6 separate regions of the Homo sapiens genome follow, and regions 1, 2, 3, 4 and 5 are each linked to region 6. A link is a contact called in ENCODE Hi-C or POLR2A ChIA-PET data. All regions are on one chromosome and are shown on one strand. The core of a region is the stretch at or near the end of the contact, and the rest is flanking DNA. Distances in the headings are between cores, read along the strand shown. Region 1 holds the start of SMURF1 (SMAD specific E3 ubiquitin protein ligase 1). Region 2 holds the start of ATP5MF-PTCD1 (ATP5MF-PTCD1 readthrough). Region 3 holds the start of ARPC1B (actin related protein 2/3 complex subunit 1B). Region 4 holds the start of IFRD1 (interferon related developmental regulator 1). Region 5 holds the start of ZNF655 (zinc finger protein 655). Region 6 holds the start of KMT2E-AS1 (KMT2E antisense RNA 1).

Region 1 (2,898 bases), core at 352-2,851, 5.9 Mb before region 6:
AATTTCAGGCTGAAGGAAAGAAAGGGTGGAGGCCTCGCCAGACAGCAGCGAGGGGGCGGGGCTAGGCAGGAATGAGGGCGGGGCTTGAAAGTGAGGGGCGGGGCTAGGGGAAGAAGGGAGGAGGACGGTGTGGGGGGGTGAGGGAGAAACGAAAGAGGATGGGGGAGTGAGAAGAGGGTGGGTGGGGGCAGGAGGGGAGAAGCAAGGGGGCAAGTGGAAGGGGAGGTAGCAAAATAGCTTGGAAGTGGTGGGAAAGACCAGGAGGATGAGGGGAGGGAGCAGGTGGGAGGGAAAACAGGAAAGCAAGAGAGATGATGGGAAAGTGGTGAGAAGTGAGGGATGGGACCAGGGGAACAGAGGCAAGGCCAGGAGGGAAAAGCGAGGGGGCAGGTGGGCGGAGAGGATGGGAAGCGAGGAGAAGGAGGGAGGGGGTAAAAACGGCGGAGGAGAAAAAAAGGAGAGAAGCAAGGGGGCGGGACCAGGAAGAAGTGAGGGCCGATGCTAGGAAAGAAGTGAGGAGGCGGGACCAGGAAGAAGTGAGGGCCCAGGCTAGGAAAGAAGTGAGGAGGCGGGACCAGAGAGAAGCGAGGGAGCTGGACGCAGGGAGAAGCGAGGGGGCGGGGACAGAAAGTTAGGAGGCGGGAGCAGAGAGGAGCGAGGGGGTGGGGCCAGAGAGATGGGCGGGGTCAGGTTTGGGGAGGAAAGGTGGGGAAGAGAAAGGACCACAGGGATGGAGGTGAAAGGCAAGGGGGCGGGGCCTGGGGGGAGAAGCGAGGGGTCAGGTGCTAGGGAGAGGAAGGGAAGCGAGAGGCAAGGGGCCGAGCCGGGGAGAGGTGAGGGGAAAGGGCCTGGAAGGAGATGCAAGGGGCGGGGCCAGGAAAAGAGAAGCGAGGGGCGGGGCCAGGGAAGGAGATGCAAGGGGCGTGGCCATGAATGGAAATGAGAGGGGCGGGGCCAGGACGGAGATGCGAGGGGGCAGGTGCGGGGGAACGGGAGGGAACGCGAGACCGAGGGGGCGCGAGCGGCCAGGGGGCGGGGCCGGGCAACGGCGAGGGGGCGGGGCCAGGAGGGAGAAGCGAGGGGCGCACGCCGAAGGGGGTGACGAGGTCCTGGGACAACGGCCGGCGTGGGGGAGGGCCGCTTCCAAGGGCGCCCTGCGGGGAATTCCGGGGCGGGCGAGGGGGCGCCGGGGCGCGGGTGGGCCTCCCGCCGGCCGTACCTGTCAGACGGATCTTGATGCTGGAGCCGTTCCTGCGTGTCCCGGGGTTCGACATCTCCCGCCAACGATCGGGCAGCCGCGGATCCAGCGCCACCGCCCCCCAGCCCGGCCCGGCCCGGCCCCGCCGCCGCCGCCTCAAGGTTACGGCTCCGGGCTGGGCGCCGGGGTCCGAGCCGGGACACAAACTCCGCGGCCCAGGCGTCCGGGCGGCAGGCGGATGGTCGAGCCGGGAGATCGGCGCTTGCTGCGGCGCTCTGACCCTCGCTGCTTCCAGCCGAGCCCAGTCCCGAGCCGCCGCCGCCTCCGCCGCCGCCTCCGCCGCCTCCACCACCTCAGAGCCGGACGCCCGCCGCCCTCGCCGCTTCCGCCGCTGCCGCCGCCTCTCCGAGCCGCGCGCGCGCCCGCCGCCGTGCCGGCCCGGCCCTGCGCGCCCCCGCGCCTGCGTGCGTGCGCGCCCCCGCCACGTACGCTGGGGCGGGGCGGGGTGCGCTGCTACGTCGCCCGCACGCCTGCCTCGGGCGCGCGGGGCCCGGATCCCGCGGGTTGGGGTCTTCACCCTTCCTGTGGTCGGTGGGTGGGAGGGTCTGGCCCCGAGCCCGGGAAGGGAGAGCAGAGCTGGCCCCGGGACCCAGCGCGCGGTCGCCCTCTGTCTTGACCCCTGTCTCTGCGAGGCTCTGGGCTCCTGAGTGACTGAAGAGTGGTTTGCATGAAACCGTGGGCTGTGTCCACACCAAGCTCCTTGCACACAGGCGTGCAATACCAGTTTTTTTCAGTTAAGAGCTTTCGATCGTGCAAGTTCAAGGGAGGGACTTCTCAAAGAGACAAAGCCCTTAGGTGTGTTCTGTGCAACGGGTGTGCTCCACTGACCCATAACAAAGTTGCCAGAATCGCAGAAGTGCCATATACGGACAAGGAAAACGAGATGAGAGGGAGGGATAAAGTTGAGAGGCGGATGTTTGTTATTATCCATTCTGCATACAATTTTACCAAACAAGAAAGTGGCATTGTGGTTTGTGTTCCCATGTCTTCTGCTAAATTTCCCCTTCTCCCGGGGTTGCAGGTTAGAACCAAAAGCTCATGGCTGGGTACGGTGGCTGTAGCCTGTAATCCCAGCACTTTGGGAGGCCGAGGCGGGCGGATCACTTGAGCCCAGGACTTTGAGGCCAGCCTGGGCAACATAGGGAGACTCCATCTCTACAAAAAATACAAAAATTAGCTGGGCATGGTGGTGCGCGCCTGTAGTCCCAGGTACTGGGAGGCTGAGGTGGGAGGATCACTTGAGCCCCAGAGTTCATGGCTGCAGTGAGCTATGATCAGGCCACTGCACTACAGCCTGGGTGACAGAGCTAGACACTGTCTCAAAACACACACACACACACACACACACACACACAGAAAAAGCTCATTATGCGCTTTCTCCAGCAAACAAACTCCTCTCTGTTAGCATGTTATAGAAATAAACTGGTATTATTAGAAAGAGGGAAAACTAGGTTTATCAAACTTGTTTTTTACCCACTACCTTGTTGTTGTTGTTGTTGTTTTTTGAGACAGGGTCTCACTCTGTCACCCAGGCTGGAGTGCAGTGGCACGGTCTTGGCTCACTGCAACCTCCACCTCCCAGGTTCAAGTGATTCTCGTGTCTCAGCCTCCTGTATAGCTGGGATTACAGGCGTTAGCCA
Region 2 (3,128 bases), core at 490-2,989, 5.5 Mb before region 6:
CTGAGGTGGGCAGATCACAAGGTCAGGAGATCGAGACCATCCTGGCTAACACAGTGAAACCCTGTCTCTACTAAAAATACAAAAAATTAGCTGGGCGGGGTGGCGGGCGCCTGTAGTCCCAGCTACTCAGGAGGCTGAGGCAGGAGAATGGCGTGAACCCGGGAGGCAGAGCTTGCAGTGAGCTGAGATCGCGCCACTGCACTCCAGCCTGGGCGACAGAGCGAGACTCCATCTCAAAAAAACAAACCAGAGGTCAGGCGCAGTGGCTCACGCTGGTAATCTCAACACTTTGGGAGGTCGAAGCAGGTGACTCACTTGAGGTCAAGAGTTTGAGACCAGCCTGGTCAACGTGGCGAAACCCATCTCTACTAAAAATACAAAAAAAAATTAGCCGGGCGTAGGTACTGGTGTGTGCCTGTAATCCCAGATACTTGGGAGGCTGAGGCAGCAGAATCATTTGAACCTGGGAGGCAGAGGTTGCAGAGACGAGATCAGCTACTGCACTCTAGCCTGGGCGACAGCGTGAGACTCCATGTCAAAAAAAAAGAATACAGAAACGCAGTGGCTCACACCTGTAGTCCCAGCACTTTGGGAGGCCGAGGTACATGGATCACCTGAGGTCAGGGGTTCAAGACTAGCCTGGCCAACGTGGTGAAAGCCCGTCTCTACTAAAAATACAAAAATTAGCTGGGCATGGTGGCCTGCGCCTGTAATCCCAGCTACTCGGAGGCTGAGGCTGGAGAATCGCTTGAACCCAGGAGGCAAAGGTTACAGTGAGCCGAGATCACACCATTGCACTCCACCCTGGGCGACAAGAGCGAAACGCCATCTCAAAAAAAAAATGATAAAAAAAAACCAGAAACTGAGCTAAGACACACATGTGTTAATCAAAACTCTGCCACTATCAGGCTGTGTGACCTCAGAGAGGCCACACCACATCCCGAACAGTTATTTCCCTCATCTGTAAAATGGAATCGACTTTCCCAACAAGGACTCTCTGACAAGGCTACTATGGAGCATCTAGGGCTAACTATTCAAAAACAAACAAACAAAAATCATCAGTGTGCACAGCGGGATGAATGTAGCGATTTACACATGGGTGTCTCGGAAAAGCCTGCTAGTCATAAGGCCGTCCTAGAGAATAAAGTTCATTTACCACGAATCCTCAGGTTTGAATACCAGCTCAGCCCTCGCACGAGTTGTGACCTTGAACAGGTCACCTCGCCTCTCTGATTCAACATATATGCATCGAACCTTACATGGTATCAGGTACAGTCCTAGTCCTGAGCTCCTCCTGGAGCTTCATCTGAGCTTAAGCCTTGGGAAAAAAGGGCAAAAGCTGCGCCTAACATTCAAGTGCAAAGCAACTGGGTCGCAGCGGGAGAGGGAAGCGGCTATTTCTTAGCGGAAAGAGGAACAGTGGCCCAAGGCGGCGCATTCCCAGGCCCAGAAGCGCGTGCCCCAGATGCCTTCACCCTCCACGCCTAACCCGGTTGGCGCAGGCCCTGGGCAGCAGGAAGGCGCGCCTGGGCAGGCGGAGCGGGGTCTGGCGCGCCTCAAGTGAGGTCGTGGCGAAGTGCCTGAGCAAAGGGCAGGCAGCTCCGCAGCTTCCTTCTCTCCCAGTGTGGCTCTGGACCCTGGACCCTGGCTCCTGCTTCCACCACGGAGTCCAAACAGCCTTACCTGGGGCCGGACACTCACCAACTGACGCCATTTTGGAGTCCTGGTGTCCGCTGTGCCGGACCGCGCGAGGGCTGCTGGGTAGGGAATGCACGCCCCATCCAGGGGCGTAGAGCAGAGGCTCACGGGAAGCAGGTCACAACTGCGAACACCCTGGAACTACTAGAAGGCCATGAAGCGAAGGGCGAGGTGCCTGGACAGCAAAAATCCGAGGGTCCTGCAGTTAGAGAGAGGGGCGCCTCAGCCTGGGCTCTCTACCTTAAAAGGTGGGAAGAGGCCGCGCTGGGACTACAAGCGTGCACCAGCACAGCAAGCTAATTTTTGTATTTTTAGTAGAGACAGGGTTTCACCATGTTGGCCAGGCTGGCCTTGAACTCCTTTCCTCACGTGATCCCCCCGCCTCGGCCTCCCAAAGTTCTGGGGTTACCGGCGTGAGCCACCGCGCCCAGTCTATTTTTATTTTTATTTTTTACTTTTCAGACGAGCATTTACTTTTCAGACAGTGGCTTGATCACGGCTGACTGCAGCCTTGAACTCCCGGAGTCAAGCGATCCACCCATCTCAGCCTCCCAAGTAGCTAGGACTACAGGCTCACATCACCACTTCCAGCTTTTTTTTTTTTTTTTTTTTTTTTTTTTTTTTTTTGGTGGAAACAGTGTGGTGAGGAGTGGGGGTAGAGGCTCTCTATTTTGCTCAGGCTGGTCTTGAACTCCTGGCCTCAAGCGTTCTTCCTCCACCTCCGAAGTAGCTGGGACTACAGGTGCACGCCACCACGCCCAGCTAATTATATTTTGTAGAGAAGGCGTCTCCCTATGTTGCCTAGACTGCTCTTAAACTCTTGGCCTCGAGCGTTCCTCCTACCTCGGCCTCCCAAAATACTGGAACTGCCGGCATGAACCACACTGCCCGGGCTACTTCAATTTTGATTATTTTAATTAATTTATTTATTTATTTAGAGACAGAGTCTCGCTCTGTCACCCAGGCTAGAGTGCAGTGGCGCGATCTCGGCTCACTGCCAGCTCCACCTCCGGGGTTCACTCCATTCTCCTGCCTCAGCCTCCCGAGTAGCTGGGACTACAGGCGCCCACCACCACGCCTGGCTAATTTTTTGTATTTTTTTGTATTTTTAGTAGAGACGGGGTTTCAACATGTTAGCCAGGATGGTCTCAATCTCCTGACCTCGTGATCCACCCGCTTCGGCCTCCCAAAGTTCTAGGATTACAGGCGTGAGCCACCGCGCCGGGCCTCCGATTTTTAAAACAACCTCGAGAGCAGGTCTTGTAGTCATAACTTGCCAAATAAATGCCACCCTCGTTCAGTTCATTCTGCTACATTTCTTGTTTCAGAGGTGGCATTGTGGGGCTCCTCCATGTCTGCTTCCCTTCTCCCCAGGCAGTGAAAATCGCATATACAATTATAGGTGTGTGAAAGCACGGCCAGCATCGCCA
Region 3 (2,865 bases), core at 84-2,583, 5.6 Mb before region 6:
GCACAAATACTAGAGAGAGGGGTCTGAAGGAGAGAAGAGGAGGGAAGGTTTTTGTTGTTGTTTGAGAGGAAGTCTCGCTCTGTTGCCAGGCTGGCGTGCAGGGGCCCCATCTTGGCTCACTGCAGCCTCTGCCCCCGGGGTTCAAGCAATTCTCGTGCCTCAGCCTCCCGAGTAGCTGGGATTACAGCAGCGCTCCATCACGCCATGGGGCTCCTTGCAGCTAATTTTTTTTTTTTTTGAAACAGAGTCTCACTCTGTCGCCCAGGCTGGAGTGTAATGGCGCGATCTCGGCTCACTGCAACCTCTGCCTCCTAGATTCAAGCGATTCTTCTACCTCAGCCTCCCGAGTAGCTGGGATTACAGGCATGCGCCACCACGCCTGGCTAATTTTTGTATTGTTTAGTAGAGACGAGGTTTCACCGTGATAGCCAGGATGGTCTCGATCTGAGCTCGTGATCCTCCCGCCTCGGCCTCCCAAAGTGCTGAGATTACAGGCGTGAGCCACCGCGACCGGCCGAGGTAAGGTTTTCACTGGGGTCTCTTCCATCTGCCTGGCCGCCAGGCCACGTATCCACTGAAGAGGCAGAGGGTCAGGATGGGAAGACTCCGGGGACCACCTAGCCCAAGACCCGCAATCAGGCGGCTCTGCAAGGCTAACCGGGTAACTTAAAGAAGTGAAGCCGATTGACGTAAAACAGAAAGGAAAGAAGTTAACTGGCCGGCCAGCGTCAGCAGGGGCGGCCAGTGTCACCCTGCCCGGGGACAGCACCCCTGTTTCGTGGCGAGGACACGGAGGGCCAAGGGGGCGGGGCCGGGCTGCCCTGGCCACGCCCGGACCGCCTGCTCCCCGCCCAGGGCCTGCACAGTTGGCGCCCACCGGCATCAGCGTGAAGGGAGCTCCTCGCTGGCTGCCGACGGGGCTGCAGGGCTCGCTAGCCGCTCACCTGCGTGTGAGCGCGGAGCCCGCAGTACCCGCCGTCCGGGCTCAGAGGACGTGACTCCCCGACCCTGCGCCCGGCAGTCCCCGGGGGCCGTGCGCCCGGCCCAGGCTCGGAGGTCCAGCCCAGCGGCGGCTCAGGCTGCGCGCCTGGCTCCCAGCCTCAGTTTCCCCATTGGTAAAGCATTGACGGTGGTTGCGGACGGCTTCTGCGGACAGAGCCTTGGGCTCCGACGTCTGCGCGGGTACCGGCAGCACCCCCACCCCGAAGGGAGGGCGGGACCTGGATCTCGCGACCGCTGCCCCAGGTCCCCGCCCCCGGGCCCTACCGGGCTGAGGTCGGCAGGCCCCGCCCCCCGCCCACGAGGAAGTGGCTGCTGCTCCGGCGCGGAGCCCAGAGCCGGTTCGGCGCGTCGACTGCCCAGAGTCCGCGGCCGGGGCGCGGGAGGTGAGGGCCGTGGGGGCGCCCGGAGGTGGGGGTCAGGGGAGCCACCTGGAGGTGGGGGGGCGCGTAGATGTGGGGCGCCGCCTGGGAGTGAGCGGGACTGGAGGGATGAGAGGGGGTGCAAGGAGGGGACCGGGGGGCGCCTGGAAGTGAGGACGCATAGATGTGGGGCGCCGCCCAATAGGGGCACGGGGATGAGTGGGGGCACATGGAGAGGAGGGGGCGCGGGGACGAGGGGCTCACGGAAAGGAGAGGGAGCCCTGGGATTGGAGGGGGCGCGGGGGTGGCCGCAGGGCCAGACTGTGGAAACGCGGGCTCCCAGCGCACCGGGCGCCCTCGGGGCGTCCCCAGCCCCCGGCCCCAAGCTTCCGCCTCGTGCCTTCCGCCCCTGCTCCCCGGCCCCCATCCCCAGCCTTGCCCCGCGGTCGGTCGGTGTAGCCCCGTTACTTCGGGCCGGCGGGGCCCCACACCCAGTCACTTCCCCTCCATCCCCGGAGCCTTCCGGGTTGCAGCCGCCGGGAAATGAGCTGGCGTCTCCTGCCGCCCCGCCCCTGCCCTCCTGGCCGCTCCCGCTGCTCCCACCCGCCTCCCCCGGGCCAGGTCCGAGGGGTCCCGTACGGGGCGGGCCTGGCTGGCGGGGTCCCGGAACGCACCCCCTCAGCTGCAGGGCTCCGCGGCCAGGGCAGATCCGAGCAGCCCCTCCCTTTCCGGAGGCGCTGGGAGAGCAGCCAGGCCGCCTAGGGCGGGGCGGGGCCGGGCTGCACCCGCGGGCAGTGAAGGGATCAGGAGTGCAAGCCTGGGGAGTCAGACCTCCCCCTGCCTCCTCTGCCAATGCAGCCCGGAGGCTACCACCACCCATCCCGGCCGGGCGCGGTGGCTCACACATAGAATCCTAGCATTTTGAGAGGCCCAGGCGGGAGGATCGCTTGAGGCCAGGAGTTGGAGGCCAGCATGGACAGCATTGCGAGACCCTTTCTCTATTAAAATAAATAAATAAAATGTAGCCAGGCGCTGTGGCTCATGCCTGTAATCCCAACACTTTGGGAGTCGAGGTGGACGGATCACTTGAGGTCAGGAGTTCGAGACTAGCCTGACCGACATGGTGAAACCCTGTCTCTACTAAAAATACAAAAATTACCCAGGCATGGTGGCACGCACCTGTAATCCCAGCTACTCAGGAGGCTGAGGCAGGAGAATTGCTTGAACCCGGGAGGCAGAGGTTGCAGTGAGCCGAGATCACGCCATTGCACTCCAGCCTGGGCAACAGAGCAAGACTCCGTCTCAAAAAAAAAAAAAAAAGCCACGTAACATGCCTGTAATCCCAGCTACTTAGGAGGATGAGGCAAGAGAATTGCTTGAACCTGCCTTGGCAGTGAGCCAAGACTGTACCACTGCACTGCAGCCTTGGCAACAGAGCCAGACTCCGTCTCTAAATAAATAAATAAAATCTTAGGGACCTAGGTAGGAGTGCCAGCTTCTCCCT
Region 4 (2,796 bases), core at 261-2,760, 7.4 Mb after region 6:
TTGGCTGAAGAACAAGAACTGTATGAGGAAGCAGTGAAAGATGAGGCTGGAAAGGGAGTCAGGGCCAGGCTAAAAGGGTTGGCATTTAAAGTTAGTCATGGGAGCCATGGAATGTTTTTGAGCAACTATTAAAGCAGGTGGATTAGTAAAATAGGGAACACACAAATAAATCTGGCAGCATTACTGTGCATGAAACATGGATGAAAAGACTGGGAGATCGCTTAAAATGCCCAGGCATGAACTGAGGTCACATGTGATCACAGAATAGGACAGGAATTTAAGAGTGCTATTTTAAAACTAATTGCTTTGCGGGTGGGGAGGGGGTGGTGCATCAAAGGGAAAAAAGACTATGAATTTGAGTTTTGGAATTTAACATATGGGAGGATAATAAATAGTACAGTGAACAAAGGGAAGACAGGAAGAAGGAAATATAGTATTCGTTTCAGAGATGTTGGGTTGAGGCACAAGTGGAACATTCTGGTGGAAATTTGCTACAGGCAATTGAAAATAGAATAGAGCTCAGCTGAGAGGTGGAGTGGCGGATGACTCACCTACATTGAGGTGAGTCAGGGACTTTGATCTGTCATAAGCATAGTATATGAACCTAATAACAGGCTCTAAATACTAGACAAATGTCCTAACAAGGAAGACAGAGATCTAGGAGTGCCTTGAGAAAAAAGGCAGCACTGCGATTATTGATCTGTATAACTTGTGTTTGTTTTACCAGCTGTGAAATTCTCAGAACTGGCAGGTAGTATTGTCAAGGGACACATTCTTGTATAGAAACCCACAACGCTGAATCGTCATATATTCCTAGTCTAGAATCTGAGATATACACGAACTCCACAACTAAGTAGACGAAAGCATCCCTTTTTTTGGGGGGGGGGGGGGATGGGGGGCACATAACCCTGAACCACGGTCCAATTACAGGTACAGTACTGATGATGGCTTAAGTAGTTCATGGAACTAGTTAAAACTAAAACCATGGAAATGTTACCCAGGAGAGGTAAGGCTGCGTGCCTGGCAGGTGCCGCAGGGAAGTAGGGGAAAGGTTAAGGAGAACACCAGCCTCCGGAGAAAGAGAAGCAAAGGTGATTGCATAGCTGCCAGCTGGAAGCCGACTCTCGTCATAGGGCATACTCGCCCCACTGTGCATCGCCGGTGCCTACCTCACCCAGTTCCAAGGCGGGGGCGCGCCGAGGCAGGGGTGGGGTCACCAGGAGAAAAGCAAGTGGGCAGAAAAGCCCGTTGGGAAGAGACGGCTGGGAGGAGGCCCCGGCCCCAGCCTTACTACGTTTCCCAGAATTCAGTGAGGCCACGAAGACAGGCTCCCTGGGCGCGGACGGAAGACTGGCCGCATGGGATTTGTAGGTAGGATCCGCGCCCCGCCCGACGGAGGCGTCCAGTGGGGAGGTGTGCAGGGATTGGTTGGGAAGCGCTCAAGCCCCGCCCACAGAGTGACGTCAGGTGGCGGTATTGCTACTTAAGGCGTCGTGGCCTCCCCTGCCCCGCCTTAGCTCCCGCGCTAGAGAGAAACATGTATCGTTTTCGATCACAGCTCTTCACGGGGATTTCTGCTGCCGCCACCGCCCACTCTTACCCCCGCCGCTTCTCGACTCTGTTGTTAGCCGAAGACTCGCCTCTCAGCCGCCCGCCGCACAGACGCACGAGTAAAAAGTGCAGCTCCATCGGCTGATCCTCGCTAAGCTCCGACTCTGGGCGGCACCGGGCGTCCCACGATGCCGAAGAACAAGAAGCGGAACACTCCCCACCGCGGTAGCAGTGCTGGCGGCGGCGGGTCAGGAGCAGCCGCAGCGACGGCGGCGACAGCAGGTAAGGGGTATCCCCGCCGCCGGCATCCCAGTTGCCGGCCAGGCTGGCGAGTCTTCCATGCTTCGGCACGGTGGGAGTTGTAGTTCTTTCTCTGATGTACACATTTGCATTTCCAGGGTGCGTGGTTTGGCTACTGAACTACAATTCCCAGCGTGCCCTGGGCGCTGCTCCTCGCGCGATTTAGATCTGGCGTGCGAACCGGACTCTTGGGCACCGGCCGTGGGGGCAGGGAGGAACGGGTCCTTGGGCCTGAGAGTGTGTCGGGACAGGGGCTGACCGGGAGCTGGGCGGGAAAGGAACCATTGTCAGAGTTCCTTTCTCGGCGGCGATCTCGCCCGATCTCTCCCCGACCACGGGTGGGGAAGAACGGGGAGTTGAGCCCGTGCCGTCACTGGCCGCCTTTGACACCCTGGCTCCAACATGGAGCTCCTGGGATGCCAGACGTCCGGCGGGTTTGGACGGGCTCTTGCGTCACGCGGCCTGGGCCTTGCGCGGTGGGCCCGGGGTGACGCAGAGGCGCTGGGGAAGCTTTCCGTCTCGCAGGTCCACCTGGCCAGGCGAAGGCGTCGGAGGCGGGGGGACCACTTTCTCCCCCCTAGGCTGTGCTCCTTCCCCTAACTGGCACCTGCAGAAGCCCTGAACCTCTAGCACCTCTGCGACCACCCGAGGCGACCTCCTGCTCACGGGGGGAAGAAACGCGTTCTCCTTTGTGCTGCATTCTATATGTTCTCTGCAGTGAGCCCCAGAGAGGCAGGGTGGTGAGGAGCTTAGGTTGCAGTTGGCTAAAAGTTGAGGTTATTGTGCCCTCGCTACGAAGTTGAAACTTTTCCTGGGTGGGATGAGTAGGTGCTTAACTGAACTTATGGTTTTCTACTTATTATATGGTTAAGAAAAAGGATTCCAATTGGAATTGGAAGGCCCTTCTAGGAGAGACCCCAATAAACTCAAATCGAGTATTAAATA
Region 5 (3,085 bases), core at 473-2,972, 5.5 Mb before region 6:
CATCTACTCTGGAGGCTGAGGCAGGGAAAATGCTTGAACCTGGGAGCTGGAGGTTGCAGTGAGCTGAGATCGCGCCACTGCACTCCAGCCTGGGCGACAGAGCAAGACTCTGTCTCAACAACAACAAAAAGACAAAAACGAAAAAAGGTAACAATTTTTTGAGTTGTTTCCACCTCTGTCATCTGGCAAACTGTTAAAAGAAAATTTTGCTCAAAAGCAAAATAGCAGCTGCTGTTTCTTAACACTTTGTTATGTTTTGATGAGTACTGGTGGGAAGTGGCCTCTTTAAGTGGGTACCTTTTGTGGTCCTCTCACTGGAGCCAATTGCCTGAGTCAGCTAAAACTTGGACGCGATGTGCCTCACTGCCATAGCTCACTCACCTTTGCTGCTGAAATGGTTTCCCATCACATTGCTAATAGGTACAACCTGTGAAGGGTTCTAGGTGGGGAAATGGCAACTCAGGAAGAACTCCAAACCTTTAGCTCTCCTAGGATATTAAAATGGCCGTTATGAAGAGGAAGAAGTACTGTGTCATCTATTGTCCTGGGGACCTGTCAACAGGAACAATAGATAGACATCACCAGGGGTGTATTTCTGTTCAACACAAGGAAAAGTTTCTAATTGGAGCTGTCCAGCATGAAATGGACTAAGCAGTGCATTTTCTTTCTCCGATCCTGACTCCACTGTGACGGGCACTGCAGACTAGAGAGATTGTGTCCTAGTATGAATTTAGGTTGGATAAATGATACTTAGGGATAAAGAGAGGAAAGGAATATCAGAATCTCCAAGAAGCTGATACATTTTGAAAAAATATATAAAATGCCACACTTCAGGTTTTCTTGTGTTTAATTTGAAACGTCCAGTAACATTAAAGAACAGCATTTGATTTGCTTAAACAAAGTAGTAACAGCTGAAGTTCCTTCCAAATCACTTTTCTGATTCTCTAAGAGGCTTGCCTATGCCTTGCAGATCTAGCTTCACCTACAAGACATATTCTGTAAGGATCCAGGTTCAGCAAGGTGTCAGAATGTCCTAAGGGTTTCTGTCCCGGCGCTCTGCCTGTCCCGCTTGTGCACAATGCTTTTGCCTATCCCTGTTTCTGCATAGATTTTAGTCTTCCCACCAGGGACGCAACTGTCAGTTTCCTCCGTCTCTCTCGGTTCTATTCCAATCTGCTCATCTCCCCTCCCGTCCCCGCTTTCCCCAAGGACCTACTGAGATTTCGATCCCACAACTTAGTGGGTCCCATCTCACCCAGGCCCCGCAATCCTCGCCTTCTACTTGTCAGCGTTGTACTACACTCTGAGCAGGCACCCCTGTGCTACTCACGGAAGCGGGACCATTAGGTCGGCCATTCCTCCTCACCCCACGACACGCACCCACTGGGTCGGGCCGCCTCCTTGCAGGGAGTCTCAAGGATGGGCTGGCGTCAGGGAGGGGCCCAGGGGGCGCTTTCCCAACACTGGTCGCAGTCATTGTTGGTATAACGGCTAGAGACGCCCAGTGAGTTAGCATGGAGGGCAGTGGGACCGGAAAAAGACGTGGAAAAGCTGCGAAAACGAGCCTTCGAATCATGGACGCGCGGGCCCAGCTCCTCCTCCGAGTTCCTCATCCGGGGCCGTCACTCACATCCGGGGCCCTCACTCACATCCGGGACCCTCATCCGGGGCTCTCACCCACATCCGGGACCCTCATGCCTGGGCGGAGGAGGGGGGGCCCTCATTCGGGACCCTGCACTCCGTCGCCGGAAGTGCCACCGAGAAGCGCCGGCCTCGGGGCTGTCTACAGCGGCCCGGGAGAGGCTGTGGTGGCCCCGAGCGCGAGTGTGTAGGTGACAGGACAGCGGCCAGGCCCGCCCCTCCCCTCGGTGAGTACCCGGAAGCCGTTTTGGGGTCGCAGCGGGGTGGCAGCTTGTTTTGCCTTCACGGGAGTAGAAGGAGGCGGCGTCCGGCCGCGGCCGACGGTAGTTCGCTTCCCCGAGAGTGCGCGGAGGCCCGGGTGCGAGGAGGGCCTGTTTCTCTTCAGCCCTGGTTCATTCACCTCGCGGACCGAGGGCCCCGCCGTCAGGAGCCGGCGACCGTGCCCTGGTGCGAGCTGGTCTGTATGTCCTCACTGGTCCTTTTGGGACTTTGCCTTGGCCTAAAAGGGAAGTGGGAGGAGGGCAGCGCCGGGCAAGGCCTTCTGAGGACCGAGCTGGGAGCCGGGCAGGGGCCCAGGGCGAGGGTGGTGGGAGGGGGACGGCACCCTCATGCGTCCTTGGGCCTGAAGGACGCCGCTCAAACCTGTTCGAACCGCAGCTCTTACCTGCGTTGCTCTCAGGATTCCGGGAAAAGGCCGGTCTAGCTGGTCTGAGTTAGCGAAGGGCCTGACCCCAAAAGTGGAGTTTTATTCGCCAAGCCCGTGTAGTAAATCGGAGTGGGCTGACGGTGTTACCAAGACATTTCCTAGGGGGCCTGCTGTTTTATTTATTTAAATGAGTTTATTTACGTAAACGCGGGCCTGTCACGGTGGTTCACGCCGTAATCCCCGCACTTTGGGAGGCCGAAGTGGGAGGATCGCTTGAGGCCAGGCGTTCGAGTCCAGCCTGGGCAACATAGCGAGACTCCCATCTCTGCTAAAACAAAATTAAAATAAAATGAGCAATCATAACTAGCATTTTTCTCTGGGCACCAACTTGAGCCTCCAAAGACGATTGTAAATTTTAAATATTTTGTTTTGTTTATTTGAGGTGGGCTGTCACGCTGTCATACAGGCTGGAATGCAGTGGCGCAGTCATAGCTCACTGCAGCCTCTACCTCCCAAGCTCAAGCGATTCTCCTGCCTTGGCCTTTGGAGTAGCTGGAACTACAGGCCTGGGCCACCTAATTTTTTTTTTTTTTTTTTTTTTTGTAGGGACGGGGTTTCACCATGTTGTCCAGGACGGTCTGGAACTCCTGAGCTTAAGGGATCCACCCGTCTGTGCCTCCCAAACTGTTGGGATTACAGGCTTGAGCCACCGCACGTGGCCAATTTTAAATATTTTAAAGTTTCCACAGAAAGCTTTACACTATTAAATTGTACCGTGTTAATTTTTTTAATGCCACA
Region 6 (3,000 bases), core at 172-2,671:
CTCCCCCGCCCCGGCCTGGGTCGGAGCCAAACCCCACAGGAATGCAGCCCGGTCACATGCGCTGCGGCGGTGGACGTGCCTCTCCCCCCGCGCCCCAAAGAGACCCAGCGCCATCTTGCCCTGACGCAGTTACAAAAGTCACGGGAGAAATCCTGTCTCCTCCTCCGCGCCAGCGCCCCAAAGTTTTGCAGAGGCCGAGCCGGGGCCCTCACCTCGCGCAGGGACAGTAGAAAATGGTCAGGGAAGAGCCTTGCGATTCCCTTCGCCACTGCTTGGGTTCCATATCGGCCGCGGCAGCAACGATCACCATCGTCACTTCTCCCTCTCTACCTTTGCAACAGCCTCCCCCTACGGCTTTGGCCCCACCCGCTGCTGCAGGATGAGGTCATCGCCAGCCAACCACGACGCGCCCGACAGGACACATCAGGCGCTGATTGGCTGCCGAGACCGCCTCTGCCTCTCCCCACTCCGCTTCCCCCAGCGCTCTGGGTCGCTGCGGGGCAAGGGGAAGACGGAAACCATTTCGGGGAAAGACCCCCAAAACAAGAGCCGGAATCGCCGTGTCATTTTAGTGGGGAAACCCTTCTTTTATTCTTTGGTCTCCCCCTTTTTTCTTCGAGATCACTGTCTGTCCCTCCCTCGTTTAATCACCGCCATATAAAGGAATTCCCACTCCCCTCCCCGCACATTGTCCCACCGGTGGGGAAATCCTTCCCCGAGGCCAAGAGAAGTATAGGAGGCAGCGACGGCAACTGCACCGACGGCAACGGCAGCTTTTTACCCCGAAGCACGGTGGCAGGGAGGCGGCGTTGACGGTGGCTGCATTTTTCCGGCTGCTTCTCCCCCCGACCTCTTCCGTTTCTTGCTCCTCCATCGAGACAGCACTAGACTCGCCAGCTCCGCTTTTATCCGGTGCCCGGAGCCTGCGCACTGGAGCCTCCTCAGCCCCTAGTGGGCGTCGAGTGACACCCCAACCGGGTTCACCCAGCGCTGGAGGCCAGACTGGGCTGGGGGAGGAGGGGGAGAGGAACGGGGAGACGGGACTGGGGTTGTTTGGGAGGGGGAGAAGGTGTATCGCTTTCGGAGGGTGACGGGAGGGAGTTCGTTCCCAAGCCCTGCTGTCCTTGTTCGTGCACCCAATACTGGCATGCCCAAGCTCACCTATATCCAGACTTGAGGGCCACTGGGGGAAAGGGGGAAAGAACCAGTCCCACCGAATACCGACACTTCCTCAAACCTTCGGTGGATTGTTGAATGCATCTGTTGTCAGAAAGACAGAGATTCCGTCCCCCTCACCGCCTCCAGTTTGCTATCTTCGAGCCTCCGCGGAGAGGCAACGGCGGGCGGCAGCCCACAAGCAAAATGGCGCCGGGCAGCTTCATCCCCTCCCCCTCTGCCCCTGCGGAGCGGGACGGGCGTACCCCGTGCACTTGCCGCCGCCGCCGCCGCCGCCGCGGCCGCCGCCGCCGCCGCCGCCATTTTCCCAGAGCGAGAGGCAGTGACACTGAGCGGGCGCAGGGGGCCGAGTCGGAGACCGTGCCGGAGTTCGGGAGCGGCAACAGAGTGGGCATAGACACTCCGAGCAGCCTCGCCGTCGTCTCTGCGTTCCTGTTGACTGCCTGGCTGCCCCCTCCCCTACTCCTCGGTTCCTGGTGAAGAGGCTGCGCGCTGCTGTTTGGGGAGGGGGTGTGTGGAGCCGGGTCCTGTGTCCGCAGTGGCTGCTGTCGGGGGGTCGCCTGTTCGCGGAGGTGCGGAGAGACTCCTTGGGGGTCGAGCACATAACGGGGTTCGGGTGTCTCGTGTGTGAACATCACAGGTTAGTGCCTGTCGTCTCCATGGGAGTTCCTGGGGCTTGCGGGGTTGGGGTACTTGTGTTTCAAGGGGGAGGGAGGTCTCTCATCTTTATCCTTAAGCTGGGGGAGCCGACGTTGACTCTCAGGTGTCTTTGCCGGCGCAAGACGTTGCTTGCTTAAATCGAATTTATTCTTTCTTCTCCCTGACCCTAGAAATGGAGCATTATGGCGGGTTTTAGGGTTGGGAAAGGGGTAACTGGCAGTTAAACCCCCTTGAGAGTGGGGGAGTTAGGGAGGGGGCGCACTCCTCATTGGCAGCGGGTTAAGGCCGCTTGAGTGAAGACGGAGGCTTGTGACTGTTAGTAGGGTTTGTGTCGAAGTGGTCCCAGGAGCTGCCAGCGCTCCCTTTTCTCAACCGCGTCTTGTTCAGGTGCTGAAAAGCCATATAGGCCCCATTTTCTTCTTCCATTTCTTGACGGGCAGTCTCTGGTATAATGTGCACATGAATACGAAGGGGGTAAGAAGAACGCCCTGGGCATCTCTCTTTGTGGGAGAGCGAGACAGCTAGCTCCTCATCCTCTCCTGGAGAGGGTAAACCCGCCCCTGAAGTGGTCACCCCAGTACCCAGCCTTCTCAGTCTCCTCCCCCACTCCTTTTGCATTACCGCCGTCCTTTACTGTGCCGGAGCCTTAGGATCTACAATATGGCTCATTTCAGAAAAGCTTATTTTGACCAAGGGATTGGCACAAATTCTATGGCAGCAGACACAGATGAGAAACAAACGGTTCACTGTGCTAAACGGGGTGGGGGTGAGAAAAAAACAATCCAGAGTGCTCTCTTCTACTGGCCTTAGTTCCGTATAGATCCGTCCTTGCTGGGCTCTGTCTTAAGAACGATACAATTTAAAGTCAAAGAGGAATCGCTAGAGTTAGCTCTAGAGTAAACCTCGTTTTGCCTATTTTGTTCCCTTTTTAGAGATGTGAATAAGGTAAGGTGTTTGGAGTTCTGGAGACCTTGGAGAGAATTAAGTGAGGTGCATTCAACTCGAGGCTGGAGACATGAATACCTATTTGGAAAATAGTCTGTTTTTTTCCTTCAATTTCTGAGATGGGGAGTAAAAACTGAAATTTCCCTCTTTTGTCCTTTACAGATTCTAAAAATGGCGGCCCCAGGCTGATGTTGTGGTAATCTAATCAGCTCGGGTCCT

The links. Hi-C counts contacts between places; a loop is a spot of excess contacts on that map. ChIA-PET counts read pairs that join two places held with the same protein, here RNA polymerase II (POLR2A). Pooled maps may share reads with other maps.
Region 1: a loop to region 6 is called in a map of naive thymus-derived CD4-positive, alpha-beta T cell, with 16 times the contacts of the local background. The contact joins the promoter of SMURF1 here to the promoter of KMT2E-AS1 in region 6. A Hi-C loop is called at or near these places in 1 of 168 maps with a recorded cell type or tissue (naive thymus-derived CD4-positive, alpha-beta T cell) and 7 of 50 pooled maps. POLR2A ChIA-PET finds 5 or more read pairs at or near these places in 1 of 52 experiments (K562).
Region 2: a map of naive thymus-derived CD4-positive, alpha-beta T cell shows a loop between it and region 6 (20-fold over the local background). The contact joins the promoter of ATP5MF-PTCD1 here to the promoter of KMT2E-AS1 in region 6. A Hi-C loop is called at or near these places in 1 of 168 maps with a recorded cell type or tissue (naive thymus-derived CD4-positive, alpha-beta T cell) and 2 of 50 pooled maps. POLR2A ChIA-PET finds 5 or more read pairs at or near these places in 1 of 52 experiments (HEK293T).
Region 3: a loop to region 6 is called in a map of CD8-positive, alpha-beta T cell, with 8 times the contacts of the local background. The contact joins the promoter of ARPC1B here to the promoter of KMT2E-AS1 in region 6. A Hi-C loop is called at or near these places in 1 of 168 maps with a recorded cell type or tissue (CD8-positive, alpha-beta T cell), 1 of 37 single-sample maps with no recorded cell type and 8 of 50 pooled maps. POLR2A ChIA-PET finds 5 or more read pairs at or near these places in 2 of 52 experiments (activated CD4-positive, alpha-beta T cell and naive thymus-derived CD4-positive, alpha-beta T cell).
Region 4: a map of CD8-positive, alpha-beta T cell shows a loop between it and region 6 (23-fold over the local background). The contact joins the promoter of IFRD1 here to the promoter of KMT2E-AS1 in region 6. A Hi-C loop is called at or near these places in 2 of 168 maps with a recorded cell type or tissue (CD8-positive, alpha-beta T cell and gastrocnemius medialis), 1 of 37 single-sample maps with no recorded cell type and 12 of 50 pooled maps.
Region 5: a pooled map shows a loop between it and region 6 (9-fold over the local background). The contact joins the promoter of ZNF655 here to the promoter of KMT2E-AS1 in region 6. A Hi-C loop is called at or near these places in 1 of 37 single-sample maps with no recorded cell type and 3 of 50 pooled maps. POLR2A ChIA-PET finds 5 or more read pairs at or near these places in 1 of 52 experiments (activated B cell).

The regions. Positions count from the first base shown.
Region 1 is chr7:99,142,507-99,145,404 of GRCh38, forward strand. SMURF1 (SMAD specific E3 ubiquitin protein ligase 1) reads right to left here and starts at 1,602. Exons shown (of 18, transcript NM_181349.3): 1 at 1,220-1,602. The coding sequence starts at 1,274. RefSeq lists silencers at 784-833, 894-1,223, 1,364-1,863.
Region 2 is chr7:99,464,428-99,467,555 of GRCh38, forward strand. It overlaps ATP5MF-PTCD1 (ATP5MF-PTCD1 readthrough), which reads right to left and starts at 1,740. Exons shown (of 9, transcript NM_001198879.2): 1 at 1,702-1,740. The coding sequence starts at 1,714. It overlaps ATP5MF (ATP synthase membrane subunit f), which reads right to left and starts at 1,740. Exons shown (of 4, transcript NM_004889.5): 1 at 1,684-1,740. The coding sequence starts at 1,714. RefSeq lists enhancers at 909-1,526, 1,527-2,142, 1,809-1,928.
Region 3 is chr7:99,373,397-99,376,261 of GRCh38, forward strand. It overlaps ARPC1B (actin related protein 2/3 complex subunit 1B), which reads left to right and starts at 1,334. Exons shown (of 10, transcript NM_005720.4): 1 at 1,334-1,385. RefSeq lists an enhancer at 1-414 and silencers at 715-1,594, 1,605-2,244.
Region 4 is chr7:112,448,950-112,451,745 of GRCh38, forward strand. IFRD1 (interferon related developmental regulator 1) reads left to right here and starts at 1,511. Exons shown (of 12, transcript NM_001550.4): 1 at 1,511-1,833. The coding sequence starts at 1,740. LOC128031837 reads left to right here and starts at 1,538. Exons shown (of 1, transcript NM_001414739.1): 1 at 1,538-1,696. The coding sequence starts at 1,538. The coding sequence ends at 1,696. RefSeq lists enhancers at 601-1,418, 1,419-2,236, 1,536-1,825, 2,066-2,115, 2,236-2,355.
Region 5 is chr7:99,556,920-99,560,004 of GRCh38, forward strand. It overlaps ZNF655 (zinc finger protein 655), which reads left to right and starts at 1,723. Exons shown (of 3, transcript NM_138494.3): 1 at 1,723-1,868. It also overlaps a transcript of FAM200A not described here. RefSeq lists enhancers at 1,368-1,497, 1,528-1,797.
Region 6 is chr7:105,012,720-105,015,719 of GRCh38, forward strand. KMT2E-AS1 (KMT2E antisense RNA 1) reads right to left here and starts at 1,422. Exons shown (of 1, transcript NR_024586.1): 1 at 1-1,422. It overlaps KMT2E (lysine methyltransferase 2E (inactive)), which reads left to right and starts at 1,486. Exons shown (of 27, transcript NM_182931.3): 1 at 1,486-1,816. RefSeq lists enhancers at 36-405, 495-1,034, 826-875, 1,196-1,315, 1,576-1,805 and silencers at 1,026-1,075, 1,426-1,515.